Linked DNA regions of Homo sapiens: region 1 is linked to region 2. The links are chromatin loops, found by intact Hi-C in ENCODE. Cell type or tissue: K562. All regions are shown on one strand. Links, peaks and the distances in the headings refer to the core of each region. The heading gives the core; the rest is flanking DNA.

The links. Hi-C counts contacts between places; a loop is a spot of excess contacts. Peaks named below come from ENCODE experiments on the same cell type or tissue, not always from the same donor. Only the 100,000 strongest peaks of a DNase experiment are listed, where the experiment ranks them.
Region 1: it touches region 2 in a loop (3-fold over the local background); 4 of 110 quality-filtered maps call a loop at or near these places.

What each region holds. Positions count from the first base shown.
Region 1 is chr4:172,828,864-172,831,682 of GRCh38, reverse strand. All of the region lies in intron 7 of GALNTL6 (polypeptide N-acetylgalactosaminyltransferase like 6), which reads right to left. Among named protein-coding and RNA genes, the nearest start is that of GALNTL6-AS1, 100 kb to the right of the region's middle. In K562, for the core only: a CTCF peak has its summit at 1,222 (motif pointing right); no DNase peak of the experiment used is centred there.
Region 2 is chr4:172,201,080-172,203,898 of GRCh38, reverse strand. All of the region lies in intron 2 of GALNTL6 (polypeptide N-acetylgalactosaminyltransferase like 6), which reads right to left. Among named protein-coding and RNA genes, the nearest start is that of GALNTL6, 390 kb to the right of the region's middle. In K562, for the core only: a CTCF peak has its summit at 1,225 (motif pointing right); a DNase peak (open chromatin) is centred at 1,228.

The DNA.
Region 1 (2,819 bases), core at 22-2,521, 630 kb before region 2:
ATACAAACACTTAGGTCATAGCAAGGCCCTTCAGACCCAGCCAGACCCCACATCCAGTTCCGGTTCCTGTCAGTTGCCAAACCTGTGATTTTTCCCCTTGGTGCTTTCACGGTTTCCTTACCCTGGAAGTCATCTTTCTTTCCCCATCTCCACCACCTTTCTTTATTTGTGCTGATCTTTCAAGGTGTAGTCCAAATCTCACCTCGCTGAGGCTTTTCTTGACGCCCCTCTCCAATTTTTTTCTGACCTAGTCCCTTTGGGCAGATCAATTTGGAGCAGTTTGCAGAGCATCTGCAGTACACTCGGTGAATCCTGGTGTGTTGCGGGTGTTTATGCATCTCCACTCAGAGAGCAGAGACAAGGCTTTCCTCATCTATTACTGTGCTTGGGTTCTAGGCCACTCTGCATTAGCTGCAGCTTCCAAGACTGAACAGCCAGCACCCATATATTTGCGTGGTAAATAAATAAGCCCGTGTCTTTTGACTCTGAATCTTTTTTTTTTTTTTTTTTTTTTTTTTTTTTTTTGAGAGGGAGTCTCATTCTGTCACCCAGGCTGGAGTGCAGTGGTGCGATCTCCGCTCACTGCAACCTCCGCCTCCTGGGTTCAAGCTTTCTCTTGCCTCAGCCTCCTCAGTAGCTGAGATTACAAGCATGTGCCACCATGCCCTGTTAATTTTTGTATTTTCATAGAGACAGGGTTTCACCATGTCGGTCAGGCTGGTCTCAAGCTCATGACCTCAAGTGATCTACCTGCCTCAGCCTCTCAAAGTGTTGGGATTACAGGCGTGCGCTACTGCTCCCGCCTGATTGTGAATCTTGTTTTCTGTTCATATCTACTTTAGGCCCCAGACATTTATCTCCACATACCTTTTTAACCTACCCTTGAGAATCTCTGAGATCTCTTTCTCTGGTCCCCACATCTTACACAATGGAGAGTGACAGTGCACTCCCTTCATGGGAGTTCAGTTAGAGGAGAGACCAGAAAGATTTTCTCAATCAATCTACTCACCTATAAATAATGCCACGGTGTGGCTGCTTGATGACCTTACAGTTAGGGTTTATTTCATACCTCTCAACTAGGGACACGTTGGGCATCCGGCCTGGATGTTATTCCTCTTGATTCCCTGTGTACATTACCTTTAATTTAGGAGTTAAAGCCTCCTTTGCAAAAACAAAGATTTTGACCTTTTGTCCGTTTTCTTTTAAAAACAATTCACTTTTTTACCAGAAGGTGGCAGTGGCAGTATAACACAAACAAAAGTTTGAGTAAACTGTCGTTTTTAATATTTTAGGCTCACTTCAGCATCACAAGCAATAGCAGTCCCATTCTGGCCTAGATTTCTACAATAATTCTGAATTTAAAAATAGAATCTTTCTAAAGATTTGCTCTATTGGTCATCTTTTTACTATCAGCCATTCGCATATATTTTTTCAAACTGTAAAGTTTGGCCCTGATTATATATAAGAATTCCTTTATCTCTGCCATGTCAAAAGTATAAAACAAAAGAGCATCTTTAGGAAAAATTCTCTTTATCTATTTTACTATGTGCATTCATCTTAATGAATTTTTAGTTGTTACTTTAAATTCACTATATTATGTTAGCTAAGATAAAATTATTTGGGCTATGGTGTGACCTCAGATGAGAAAAATAGGCTTTCGGTGGAATTTATTTGAATACACATTCTAGATATATGTATACTTATGGGGATATTGTCTTTCAAAGAGTTATTTCAATCTTCCAGAATTATAATTTATTTTTTAGACTCAGCATTCTTTGTGGAATTAGATTTCCTTTGATTTCGTTTCTCAGACTTTTAAAATTATCCATATCTTCTAGGGAATTTCTCAAATAAAACTGGAAGAAAGTATTCATCAGACCAAGATGAATTTTATGTCTCAGGAGCCAAGAAGTAGTTTGCAGGATGTGCCTAGTTAAACTTTTAGATACCAAGAAGCAAAGGTTGGAAGTACATCAGGAAGTTAGAAATCTATTACTTAAAGGCTATGTCTACTGCATTTTGTTTTCAGAAAAGACAGTGAGTTGCAAAATGTTCAATTATGGTGAATAAATACTTGCAATTTAGGTTATTCCAATTCACTTGTGTCTAAATACGCATTTGAAGTTCTTTGGTGTATTTTCTCCTTCTAGAGGCAAGAGGAATCTTCCTACTACAGATCCCATGCCCTGCATCCCCATTTACTTTCTAGTAAATATTTTACCTTCTTCTTTCATTGTGCTGCTCAAACATGGATATCAGATTCCAGAACCTGAAGCAATGAGGTGCCAAAGGATGGGTAGAAAGAAAGATATAGCCCAGAGTATCCCTACCAATACTGACTCCAAACTCTTTCCTTCATCCAACAAATAGTAGGTACCATGAGGAGTCACTGTGTGAAGTTCCAGCCAGGAACAGGCAGACACGCTCTCTGCTGACATCCTTGTGGATCTGAACCCTGCCTCTCTTCCTCTCCTGTCTGTGTTTTGCGCTCCGAAGAGTGCATGTAGGTGGATGGCGAATATCTTGCATGCCTTTGTCCTGTGTTGTAACTCTTCTTTCTCAGGTTGCATCTCATACACATACAGAAGGGAGAGGATGTGAAGGCACGGGAGTACACCAGAGCGATGCTTCCACAAGCCAAGGAATGCATGCAGCTTGGAGAAGCTAAGAGAGGCTTGGAACAGATCCTTCCCCAGTGTTTCAGAGGGAGCATGCATAGCTCCGCCGACACCTTGACTTAGGACTTCTTGCCCTCCAGGACTGTGAGACAAGTTTCACTTACTTCAAGCCTCTCAGTTTGTAGTACTTTGTTATGGAAG
Region 2 (2,819 bases), core at 241-2,740:
GACACATGCCTGTAATCCCAGCTACTCGGGAGACTGAGGCAGGAGAATCACTTTAACCCAGGAGGCAGAGGTTGTGGTGAGCCAAGACTGTGCCATTGCACTCCAGCCTGGGCAACAAGAGCAAAACTCCACCTCGAAAAAAATAAATTATAAAAAAAAATCTGTCAAGATGCCAAACAACAAACAATCAGTTTCATAGAGAAGGAAAATATCATGAATTTTAGAGTAGATGGGTCTGGAGGTCAAATGAAGCCACATATTAGCAATAAAGTCTTGGGAAAATGATGTAATATATTTGAACCTGATTCCTGCCTTGCCTCCCAGGTTAAAAATGGAGGAAGAGTTGGAAGGATTGAATGACATACTATAGAAAAATTCCTTAGAAATGGGTACATCTTTTATGAGATTGATACCCTATAACAAAGGTCTGTAATATTTAATTTTAATTTTTCAAATACTTTTTAAAATACCGCCATCGTTTCTGAGATCTTCATACTGAAAACCTTAAAGACACCTTCAGTTTTTAAGTTTCCGCTGCCAAATTTGACAAGTATTTTTACCTCTTTCTTGACAAAGCTTACATATTCTTCCCTTTCTTTGCATTTTCTCAACAATTACTGAAATACCAGTGCTCATACCTTATAAATTATTGCAAACAATTCCTAATTTATCTTCTCCCATAACAACATAACCAATATAGCTATATGGTCACATTTTTATGTCCTCATTCTATCATGCTAAAAAATGTTTTACCCTTACAGTGCTGTTTAGTCTGAACTTCAAATCTCAACACAAACACTGCCTATTTTTATTTAGCCAAATGTACACATTTTAATATTGACCAACTCCATTGTCAAAGTATACACAGGACTTTTAGTTCCTAAACTCTATTATTTGTAAACTATACTATCTGTAATCAAATTCAACTTAAACATATTGTTTTCCTCTCAATTTTTTTCAATTGTTTTCCTCTCAAGCCTAATTTTGATTTTGCTATCAAAACTCAATTAAAATGTTTTTCAATTAGCCTTATTTAAATAACTTTCATGTAGAAATCATCCATTTTGTGAAAATGTGTTTACAATATATAACTCTATTATATATTGTATAGTAGGTGTGTGGTTGCTGATGTTTCATAATAATTCATTACATCAAGAAAATGGGTTGAATGGGCCAAATAATCCCCTTTGGGTTTCCTACTGGCACTGAGTATTTGCAATTCAAGGACACTGCCACTAGATGGTAATCACAGACCACACTGATTTCACAAGTACATTACCTAGATACTTATTTTGGGGATAATGCCCCACATGAAGCTATTTTTTAATCTTTCTACCCAATATAATTATCTATATATCCATCTCATCTACCTATATGTAAGTATGTATGTCAATATTTGTGTTTCTATATACACACATATTTGATCGTATATGAAATAATTATTTCAACACTAATATTACACTATCCAAAAACTTAAGGAATAATAAACATATTGAGATATTCCTATTTTTCATTCTTTTATTTATTTATTTACTTACCCAATACAAAATTTAATTTTAAAGACATTACTGCTCATCACACTAGTTTCAGCTTTTTCTATTAGAAAGCATCATTTGCCTTAATCTCAGGTTACAGTTTCAAATTACTGTGCTCATCATACCTAGAGACTCAGCAAAGTCCATGCAATTACAAAGAAACTGGCAAATTTTAAACCACCAGTCTCGTTACAATTATGCTTTGAGGAACTGTGAGTATAGGAAGCACAACCTCTTTAAGTAAGTAAGCAAGATATCTACATTTACATGAGATGATATTTTTCACTAATGCCTCACTCTTTTCCCTCATGGTTTGAACTAAATTAAGGTGTTCTTCCATATGATGGTTAACGTGCTTTTGAATTCTGGAAAGGGTGGCAAGGCATCAAGAAGCAGAGCTAGTCTCATCACTTCTGCAACTATTTCCCCGCCCATTTCTTGGTGTCATTTCTAGCCTAGGTTGAATTGGCATCAAGTGAGAACCTACCATACCCCTCTGTTTCTGCAGGAGAGTGCTGGCTGACAGAATGCCAGTTGGACATTGTGGCTGATTATCATTGCCTTTTGATAATTACCAGCACAATTAAGGCACTTAATGTCATAGTTTTCTTTTGCTGTAATTGCCATTTTATGTGCACTATTTTATTGCCTCAACTAGTTTGCAAATTCCACAACAAATATTCTATCTTTCAGCTCCTATAGCAACTAGGGAAGTACTACAAAAATATTTTAACAAATCTTAAAATTAAACAGTTTATCTGTGTTTCGTTTAATAACAACAATACCAATAGAGACCTTTACGAGTGCCAACCAACTATTCTTATTAAAAACAAAAACAAAAAACAAAAAAAAAAAACTAGTCCCGGTGCCGTGGCTCATGCCTGTAATCCCAGCACTTTGGAAGGCTGAGGTGGGCAGATCATGAGGTCAGGAGATCAAGACCATCCTGGCCAACATGATGAAACCCCATCTCTACTAAAATACAAAAAATTAGCCAGGCGTGGTGGCGTGCACCTGTAGTCCCAGCAACTTGGGAGGCCGAGGCAGGGGAATTGCTTGAATCCCAGAGGCGGAGGTTGCAGTGAGCCAAGATCGTGCCACTGAACTCCAGCCTGGGGACAGAGCAAGACCCCGTCTCAAAACAACAAAACAAAACAAACAATAACAAACAAACCAAAAAAAAAAACAACTCCCAACTAAAGCATTAGGGAACAATTCTGTCCACTTAATTTCATAAAACTTGTTTTGGTTCCAGTTGTTTCAGTGTTTAACAAAGAGTTTTTT